2 separate regions of the Homo sapiens genome follow, and region 1 is linked to region 2. Evidence: chromatin contacts called from ENCODE Hi-C or POLR2A ChIA-PET data. All regions are on one chromosome and are shown on one strand. The core of a region is the stretch at or near the end of the contact, and the rest is flanking DNA. Distances in the headings are between cores, read along the strand shown. Region 1 overlaps CORO1C (coronin 1C). Region 2 overlaps ACACB (acetyl-CoA carboxylase beta).

Region 1 (5,411 bases), core at 989-3,488, 470 kb after region 2:
CAGGATGTCTAGTTTAGGTGGATTTTTGTAGTATTGCAGAAATAGAATGTTTGATTGGAAGATAAACAAATCATTTATGCATAGTGTGAACTAACATTATGAGTCAAAAGAAGCTGAAGGATAGCTTTTTGGTAGAAAATCCTACATTTCTTGACCCTTTCTTTCACTTTCAGTGTGAATTTGGCAAAATTGGTATTTTCCTTGATTGTTATGGGGAAAAGAACTAGAATAAGCACTGTTTTATATTTTAGAATCATTGTTTTAACTAGATCAACATGGCGTCTTTCGTTTGTATCATCTTTAGGAAAAAGCAGTGACTTCTGTCACGTTGATGGAAATGAGACTGCAGAATGTCAGCAGATCGTACGTGGATAGTCCCCTTCATGAACAGTGTCTCTGTTTTTTCACTTGGTAGGGTGGGATCATTCCTCTGTTCTACAGTTGTAGAAATTGAAACCAAATTGAGTGGTTGTCCAAGACCGTGAGGTTGTTTGTGAATTAGAACTTAGGTTGCTGAGTCCTTATTTGATTTGTACATGTATATTTTTATTAATTTTTTTTCTACTGAGTGTGAACGAATTTTTCTTTAGGGGGGAGGATATAGAATCTGTGGTTTAGCCGGGCGCGGTGGCTCAAGCTTGTAATTCCAGCGCTTTGGGAGGCCGAGGCAGGTGGATCACCTGAGGTCAGCAGTTTGAGACCAGCCTGGCCAACATGGTGAAACCCTGTCTCTACTAAAAATACAAAAATTAGCTGGGCATGGTGGCACACGCCTGTTATCGCAGCTAATCGGGAGGCTGAGACAGGAGAATGGCTTGAACACAGGAGGCAGAGGTTGCAGTGAGCTGAGATAGCACCATTGCACTCCAGCCTGGGCGACAGAGCAAGACTCTGTCTCAAAAAAAAAAAAAAAAAAAAAGCTGTGGTCTAATGGACACTGAATCCTTTGCATTCTTTCTCTGGGATTAGAGAGTTTAATAACAAAAACAGTAACTTGACAGGGCTTTCATTCTGTCAGCTCAGAGAATTGTCTTAGGTTTGGAAAGTACTTGGTCTATACCATGCCTTGTGAGGACACAGTGACAGTGATGAAATCGCAGCAGTTCACATTTGTTGAGGGCTTCCTTTAAGTGCCAGGCGCCGTGCTGATAAGTGCCTTCTTTCATGGGCTACTTGAGAGGGAATGGCAGTCTCCTGACAGTGCTTTTCTGTGTGATCCACAGTCTTTGCCAGCACCTGCTGGATTTGCATTGGCTGCATGTCTGCCTTACTGTGCATTGCTGACAGGCAATTTCCATTTCTACACATTGTGGTACTCTGTTTTAGACAACAGTGGCAGTGCCGGTAGCCCTTTGTACAGATGTGGACATTTGGCACTTGGTAGCTTTGGTGTTAGGGGCAGAGGATTTTGTTCAGAGCCAGCCAGTGTCCTGACATGTCGTGGGATGCCCATTCACTGCCTCCTGAAATAGATTGTCTGATGCCTGGAGCACCTTCAACTGCCAAGTGTATGGGCCGTGAAAAGCTGGGGGACAGGACTGGGAGGGGTGGAGGATGCAGGGGGAGGGCACCAGGTGCAGAACAATGACTTCCAAATTATGTCACGAGCTGCCAGCCACACGAGCACGGCCTGGCCTCATTACCACATGAAGTGCCACAGAAGGGCCTTTTCATTTTCTCCTAGTGACTGTGTTATCCACAGTTTTGCTGGGAGGGGTGGGGTGGGCACCCTGCTCACCCCCAGTTAACAATGGAGCACAAAGTCCTGGCAGAAGGAACTTCCCAATGTACCCCGGGGCTATTTTTGATGACAGTGAGTGGCTGTGACTCACTGAATGTGTGCCCTGGCAGATGATGGTTTCCACCCCACCCCCTCCCCTGGAGATGAGCAGGCAGCCTTTGTGCGTTTCCTTGGCCAGCTTCTCCTGCTGCTGCAGTTCACTGATATGTCCACAGCAGCCGGCCCGCAGGCCTGACAGGGCTCTGACAGTGGTTTTTACCATATATGGCCATCAGAGCGCTGTGGCTGTCAGCCGGCCAGGATAATTTCCTTCCTTTGCTTTGATTGGCTGCACGGGTGGCTCAGAGAATGGTGGGATCTGGGAGTGTGTGGTGAAGAGAAGCCACTGAGTCAAGTGCAAAGAACGTTTAACTCTTTACTGGGTTTGTGGAGCGTGCCAGTCTGTGCTAAGCAGGCTGACAATTGCTGCCAGCAGAAGCCCTCAGTGTGTAAACATGGTAACCCCAGTCTGGGAAAGCTGCTGTATCTCCGGTAAAGAAAGGTATCTGAACACACATTACTCTGAAATAAACTCAAGGTGTCATGAACACATTTCTGGAGTCACGGTTTTGCCCAGAAGCCACCTTATAACCACATGTAGCAAATCATCTGCTCCTGCCAAGTTGAATATCTTCGCCCATTAGGGGTGGGACCTGAGTTGAGTCTGGGGAAGAATGAGCTGAGAGGGCATGTGATGGGACACATGTCTGCTTTCTTGGAGGAACGGTGACTTGGGTTTCATTTCTGGCTGACTGAATTGAGTCTATACTGCAGTCCTCTTGCTTGTGTGGAACTGACTCAGCCATGGAGCCCAAGGCATTAGCCCCTCCCACCCCCCAAAAAAAGTTGTAATATTTTTCTATTTATCATCTCCACCATCCAAGGAGGGTGGATTTTCATTCTGAGACCTGTGGATTAAACCAATGCAGAGCTGCAATGGGAAGGGTTAGCCCTGGAGCTCTTCAGCGTTCACAGAGGGTTTCAGTAGATCAATCTCCAATGTCATTTGCTTACTACGAGGGCTTAGACAACCAGTTTCTCTATTTTCTGATTTGATATTGAATGCTTTAATTTTCCATATTGCATTTACATCTGTAGTTCTTCTGCTTTTCAGCTTTTGCTTTCTAGCTCAATTTTATTTTAACTAGATTCTACCTCATCTTGGGTTCCAAGTTTTTATTTGTTCTCAGCCCAGAAGCATCATATGGAATTACTTGTCTGCAATAATGAGCAGAAAGCATTAGGTTTTCACTTTATAAATTCTTTAAGTCAGGAAGTTAGGAAATACAGCTACTCTGGTTGCTATCGCATATTTGGGCAAGGTTGAGTAAGGAAATGTTAACTTTTCCGTGTTTTTGCTTTCTGATAATAAAATGTTTGTAGTTTTACAATAACTTCCCTCAAGTTCTTAATTGATTTTAAAATATGGTCTATTCAGTATTAAACCCAGTTTTTAGAGAGGATCTGTGATGCAAAAATTATTTGCTTGGCATTTTCACTTCTGTCCAAAAAGACTGCTGTTTTTTACTCACAGGCAGGTGAAGTCTCTGTAGGCCCATACTCCCTCTCCCCAGCAGCTTTTGTTTCTAGCTTACCTTACCTTACAGGGTAACTCAATCTGTAGGGTTTATTCCAGAGCACCTCCTTTTACCTCAAGGATGGTATTTCTGGTTCCCTTAAAGTAAAGCCTCCTCAGAATGTTTTATTCCTGGGCCATGAGCTGTCACTCTCAGGGACCAGCCTGTGCACAAGTCATATATTGTGTGCACCCGTCTTTTTGGTCTGCTGCTGAGTCTCTGTTTTCCATGCCGCTGTCCCCTTGTCCCATGACCACAATCACTCTAGCTCCTCCCCGTGGAGCAGCAGGGGCTTAAGAAATTCAAACAAAACATGTATCCACATAAATAATACTGTCATAAGAAAAAGGAAGTTGAAAAAAATGGAAAACCCACTTCAATAGATACGCTTTTGACTCCTTTGAACTCTGCACAGTGTGAATGGAGCCCTTATGCTTGGGCTGAAAACTTTTCCTCTACTTCTGAGCACATGTGTGACTTAACATTCTCCTTGCTGAGTTGAAGAATTCTCAGTATGTATCACCCAAAGCCAAAAATAAGTTATGATTGAAATTTGGGCACATAAAGTGATTTTGATACTCATTTTTTCCTAAAATGAAAACTTAGATGAATATTAGGTAGGGGTTTGAACAATGTGGAAATCTTTTAACTGTTCTTTGAGTCAGGTCATGTAAAGTATCTTTGTTTGCCTTCCCCAGGATGGGGTGGGGGCTCTTAGGCCCTTACATCTTCGGGTGGTGTAACCAGTCTGGATAATAGGCATAGAGGACTGCAGATCAGGAGATGGAAAAGTACTGGAAGTGAGACAGCTGCCTGAGTTGGATTAGATAAGGGAAACCGTGTAGAAAGCAGTCTGAATCCAGCACCCTAGGAAGGTGTGGGTTTATATGATACACTCCAGAATGCAAACTTGAAAGAAATTGTGTGTGGGATACCTTGAGCTTCTTAAAGGGGAATATTTGATTTGACTTATCACTCGAATGAATGTGTCACTTTTTATCACCATGGGAATTTATTACTTTGTGAAAACATACATTAGTTATGAGAAAGAGTAGGCCTGCTGGGTAAAGCGTTGTGCGACTTTAACATAATGTTACATTTCCTTTCTTGCAGGAACCAGTGATTATCAGATTGATCCATCTTTTTTTGTTTTTTCAGAGATGGAGTCTCGCTCTGTTGCCCAGGCTGGAGTGCAGTGGTGCGATCTCAGCTCACTGCAACCTCCGCCTTCCGGGTTCAAGTGATTCTCCCACCTCAGCCTCCCAAGTAGCTGGGATTACAGGTGCCCAACACCATGCCCGGCTAATTTTTTTTTTTTTTTTTTCTGAGACAGAGTCTCATTCTGTCGCCCAGGCTGGAGTGTAGTGGTACGCTCTCAGCTCACTGCAACCTCCGTCTCCCAGGCTCAAGCAATTCTCCTGCCTCAGCCCTCCCGAGTAGCCGGGATTACAGGCATGTGCCACCACAACGGGCTAATTTTTGTATTTTTAGTAGAGACGAGATTTCACCATTTTGGCCAGGCTGGTCTCGAACTCCTGACCTATCTGCCTGCCTTGGTTTCCCAAAGTGCTGGGATTACAAGTGTGAGCCACCGTGCCCGGCCTGTATTTTTAGTAGAGATGAAGTTTCACCGTGTTGGCCAGGCTGGTCTTGAACTCCTGACCTCAGATGATCCACCTGCCTCGGCCTCTCAAAGTGCTGGGATTACAGGTGTGAGCCACCGTGCCCAGCTTAGATTGATCCATTTTAACACCAATTGGTAGTGTCTTCAACCACAAACCAATATGTGGGTCAGAAATAATTATGTGAGGAATCATTCTTACATGAAGAAACAGTCATTCTGAATGATCTTTTGTAATATGTAGGACATATTGGAAGCAAAATTCCCAATGTTGAATTTCGAGAGTTTGGGAAGGTGAACATGGCTGCGGTACATGTGTAATACACCACTAGCTGCTTTAAAAACACACCCCAGCACAGAACTTTATTGAGACGTGTCTGTCAGAAATTTTCTGTACATGTTTGTGTACATTAACAGTTTTTTTTATTGTACT
Region 2 (5,009 bases), core at 1,868-4,367:
CTTGATGATGTCCTTGCCTCTTTTTTTCTCTATTTTTTCCCGAAGTCCTATTATCTGGATGTTGAAATTCCTACACTGGCCTACTGGTTTATGCATTTTTCCCCTCTCCTATTCTCTCTCTTCTTCTACTTGCTGGTTGATTTTTCTCAGCCTCATCTTCTAAACATTCAGTGGAGTTCTTCATTTCTGCTATCATGTTTTTGATGTCTACGAGCCTGTTTTTGGCCTACAAATGTTCCCTTTGTTATAGCATCCTCTTCCTATGAGTGCAACATCCTGTCTGACCTCAACGATGATATTAATGAGAGCTTTTTAAACTTCTCTTCTCCAGCGTGGTTTCTGTTTCTTCCAAGCTTCCTGTGTCTACTGGTTTGGACCTTGACTTACATATGAGAAACTGGACCTCAGGGCCGGGTGCAGTGGCTCACGCCTGTAATCCCAGCACTATGGGAGGCCGAGGCAGGTGAATCACCTGAGTTCAGGAGTTTGAGAGCAGCATGGACAACATGGTGAAACCCCATCTCTACTAAAAATACAAAAAATTAGCCGGGCTTGGTGGCGTGCACCTGTAATCCCCCCTACATGGGAGGCTGAGGCAGGAGAATCGCTTGAACCTGAGAGGCGGAGGTTGCAGTGAGCTGAGATTGTGCCATTACACTCCAGCCTGGGCAACAAGAGCAAAACTCCATCTCAAAAAAGAAAAAGAAAAAGAAACTGAACCCAAATGTCAGGGAAGCCTTGGTTCCAACCTTGTGACTATGAGTGAGAACAGAATTTCTGAGACTGTGGTGGACCTGGTTGACCCTGAGCTCAATGTAGGGTGAGGTAGGAGTGCGTTGGGGATCCCCTGAGTCAGTATCTTTGTGTCTTTCTCTCTCGCTGGCCAGATTCCCCAGGGAGAAGTTTTCCAGTCTTCTGCCTGGACAGTAAAGGTCAGCCTGGAGCCCCGGGGGGAACGGGGAAGTTCTAAGAATTCAGCACCTATTCAGACCCTTATCTTCCTATTTGGGATACAGGCCCCATGCCCTCAACTGTGCCTGTCGATCCCCTCTCCCAAGACCCTCTATATGTACCTTTGAACTGCTGCCTTCTGTTGGGGTCGAAGTGGACAGCCCCTGCCGCAGGAGACAGGGGAGGGGACCTGGGAGTCTTCCACCCTGTCCTTCTCATTTTGGTACCCTCCTTACCCCTCAGCTCCAGGGGCATCCCTTGCTGCCAGACACTATGCCTTTTGGGGGTTCTGTGGTACAGATGGCCAGGGGTCCCCAACTTTCCTCACTGCTCCATTAGGACTCAGCCTTAAGCCAGTGACCACTCATTCATCTGCTTTCTAGCTTCTAAAAGGTTAATGCTACGCTGGGCACGGTGGCTCACGCCTGTAATCCCAGCACTTTGGGAGGCGAAGATGGGCAGATAACTTGAGGGCAAGAGTTTGAGACCAGCCTGGCCAACATGATGAAACCCCATCCCAACTAAAAAAACACAAAAAGTAGCTGGGCATGGTGGCGCACGCCTGTAGTCTCAGCTACTGGGGAGGCTGAGGCACAAAAATCACTTGAACCCGGGAGGCAGAGGTTGCAGTGAGCTGAGATCACACCACTGCACTCCAGCCTGGGCAACAGAGTGAAACTCTACCTAAAAAAAAAAAAAAAGAGAACTTCATTTATTTACAAAAAAAGGTAGATGCAACCCAAGGGACATCATTTGTAGACAGACCCCTGATCTGGGGGAAAAAAATGCTAAAGTATTAAGAGCCGTTATCTCTTTGCTATATTTTAAAAAATGTTCTGCAATGATGTGTTATTTTCAATAAGAAAAAAGCTATTAATTTTGTAAGAGGAACACCCATGTATACATGTAGGTATACACACACACACACACCACACACACACATACACACAAAAGAATACTACTGAGCCATAAAAAATTATATATATATATACACCAAATTTTCTGTATCTAGTCATCTGTTGGTGGACACTTAGGTTGATTCCATATCTTTGCTACTGTGAATAGTGCTGTGATAACTATACAAGTACAGGTGTCTTTTGATATAATTATTTCTTTATTTTATTTTATTTTATTTTTCTGAGACTGCGTCTCACTCTGTCGCCCAGGCTGGAGAGCAGTGGCATAATCTCGGCTCTCTGCAACCTCCACCTCCCAGGTTCAAGCAATTTTCCTCCCTCAGCCTCCCGAGCAACTAGGGTTACAGGTGCCCGCCACCATGTCCGGCTAAATTTTGTATTTTTAGTAGAGACGGGGTTTTACACGTTGGCCAGAGTGGTCTTGAACTCCTGACCTCAAGTGATCTGCCTGCCTCAGCCTCCCAAAGTGCTGGGATTACAGGCGTGAGACCCCACAACTGGACTCCTTGCTAATTTTATTTATTGTTTTCAACCAATCATGTTAAGATCCTCCCAATGAAAAGCGAATCTGACTGAGTGATTTCTTTTCCTTTGTGTACATACCCAGTAGTGGGATTGCTGGAGAGACTGGCAGATCTATTTTAGTTCCTTGAGAACTCTCCAAACTGTTTTCCACAGAGGTTGTACTAATCGACATTCCCACACACAGCCGCACCCCTCATTCTGTCCACGACCTTCCCTGACTGGCTGGCTTGATGGTTCAGCTTCAGAAAGTCTGAGACATCCCATTTCTACACACACAAACATTAAAACTCTAGCAATTTGACCTAAAGCACAACAAAGAAAAACTTCATTTGTGGCCTAGGGGGCAAAAAAACCATTCTTGGCCACCATGTTGATTTCGAAACTGGTGACAGAGCCCCTCCATCAGGCAGGCCACAAGCCCATTACCGCAGGCTAGGCAAGCGAACACACAAAGCTGCCGGACTGGCCTTGTTTCAGGCCCAATCTCCAGGCAAGTGGCTATTTTAATTCTTTTTGATAAAGCTGGAAGCCAACCAACATTGGCTCTAGAGAGCTGACCTTCGGCCAGCATTTGCTTCCACTGAAGGAGGATCATCCTAAGTGCCATTGTCCAGTGAGAAGCCCTGTCCTTATACAGCACGGCAAGGGTGAGAGCTGAAATGTTTCAAGGTGACTTTGGAAATGACTTCAGGTACAATCAACAGCAGAGGTGTCAGCCAAACACCAAATGCAGTCAGCTGCCGGAGCACAAGACCAGGCAGAATAGTATCAGGAATGGAGGAAATAAACATTCTCGGCTGCCCACTATGGACTGGGCACAGGGGGCCTCTCAGTGAATCTCCACAGCCCTGTATGGAGGAGTCTGTCATCTCCAGGTTCACGATGAGGAAACCGAGGTTCAGAGAGGACCATTTACCTCCAGTTTCACAGCTGGCAAGTGGCAGAGCCCCGTTTCAAATCCAACTCTAGCTGACCTCAGAATCTAACTTCTAGGCAGAAAGACAATCTGAGATAAATGGAAGCCCCTCTATTAACTGGACTTTTAAAACATGCATTACACATATGGCCTCTTATATTCCTCTCAAATAAGAGACAAACATGTATAATGCTGAGGTTTTTTGTTTGGTTGGTTGGTTTTTTTTTTTTTTTTGAGACAGAGTCTAGCTCTGTCACCCAGGCTGGAGTGAAGTGGCACCATCTCGGCTCACTGCAACCTCTGCCTCCCAGATTCAAGCGATTCTCCTGTCTCAGCCTCCCGAGTAGCTGGGACTATAGGTGCCTGCCACCATGCCTGGCTAATTTTTGTATTTTTAGTAGAAATGGGGTTTCACTATGTTGGCCAGGCTGGTCTCGAACTCCTGACCTCAGGTGATCTGCCCACCTTGGCCTCCCAAAGTGCTGGGATTACAGGGGTGAGCCACCGCGCCCAGCCCTGAGTGCTTAACTGGGGGAAATTTTGCTCCCCGGGGAGCAATACCTGGAGACATCTTTGATTGTCACAACTTGGGGGATGCGCTACTGGCATCTAGTGGGTGGAGACCAGGGATGCTGCTCAACACCCTGCAATGCACAGGACAGCCCCACAAAGAACTGGACAGCCCCAAGTGTCAACAGAGCCGCAGTTTAGAAACTCTGGTAGACTGCGGCCATCCTCCTAGGCTTTGAAGCCAGAATCTACCGCTTATAACCTGTGTAATCCTGGGAAAGTTACTTCAATACTCCCTGCCTCAGTTTCCTCACATGATGGAATTAACAGTTTATCCCTGGACCTAGCCAAAGTAAACAGCTTGCAACACTTTAGCTACCATGTACGTCTGCAGGATAGCATTACAGGAGCCCAGGCTGGGCCATTAGGCTAGGGCCCCGGCATTAATCAGACCTTCAATTTCTTCCCTCTCTTTTCTTCTATAAAATAGAGATGGTAACGGCTACCCGCACTGCTAAGAGCTGATTCTGAGCCAGGCAATTCTGTAATTACAACTACTTCCAAACAAGAAAGCAAGAAAGAACACTGTGTAGCCCAGTAAAGGTTGATATCGTTCAAACAGCACAAAACCACGCTCTCCAGAAATGGACCCTTGGAAATTTCTCAAGCCACCTGCCCCATCAGTACCCCCTGGGATGACTACCTTGGCTAGGCCAGGGGTGAGTGGGCAAACTAGGACCCATGGGTCAAATCCACTCGGCCACCTGTTTTTGTATCTCCCACAGGCTAAGAGCGGTTTTAACTTTTTAGATTGTTTTTTGTTTTGTTTCGTTTGTTTCGAAAGGGAGTCTTGCTCTGTCGCCCAGGCTGGAGTGCAGCGGTGTGATCTCAGCTCACTGCTACCTCCACCTCTCAGGTTCAAGTGATTCTCCTGCCTCAGCCTCCCGAGTAGCTGGGACTACAGATGTGTGCTACCACGCTCTGCTAATTTTTGTATTTTTATTAGAGACAGGGTTTTACCATGTTGGCCAGGCTGGTCTTGAACTCCTGACCTCAGGGCGATCTGCCCACCTTGGCCTCCCAAAGTGCTGGGACCACAAGTGTGAGCCACCGCACCCAGCCTTATTTGTTTTTTATAGAGACAGGGTCTCCCTCTGTTGCCAGGACTACAGTGCAGTGGTGCAAAAATA

What was found. A loop is a pair of places that touch in the nucleus more often than their neighbours do. ChIA-PET counts read pairs that join two places held with the same protein, here RNA polymerase II (POLR2A). Pooled maps may share reads with other maps.
Region 1: a map of prostate gland shows a loop between it and region 2 (3-fold over the local background). The contact joins two enhancer-like sites. A Hi-C loop is called at or near these places in 1 of 168 maps with a recorded cell type or tissue (prostate gland) and 3 of 50 pooled maps. POLR2A ChIA-PET finds 5 or more read pairs at or near these places in 1 of 52 experiments (T-cell).

What each region holds. Positions count from the first base shown.
Region 1 is chr12:108,688,303-108,693,713 of GRCh38, reverse strand. All of the region lies in intron 2 of CORO1C (coronin 1C), which reads left to right. Among named protein-coding and RNA genes, the nearest start is that of CORO1C, 41 kb to the left of the region's middle. RefSeq lists enhancers at 1-164, 878-1,559, 1,787-2,081, 1,560-2,241, 2,032-2,311. Within about 2 kb of position 2,238, at least 41 of the 41 ENCODE cell types and tissues checked have a DNase peak (open chromatin) inside an H3K27ac peak, as active enhancers do.
Region 2 is chr12:109,158,624-109,163,632 of GRCh38, reverse strand. The region is part of intron 2 of ACACB (acetyl-CoA carboxylase beta); the gene reads right to left. Among named protein-coding and RNA genes, the nearest start is that of ACACB, 45 kb to the right of the region's middle. Within about 2 kb of position 3,117, at least 6 of the 41 ENCODE cell types and tissues checked have a DNase peak (open chromatin) inside an H3K27ac peak, as active enhancers do.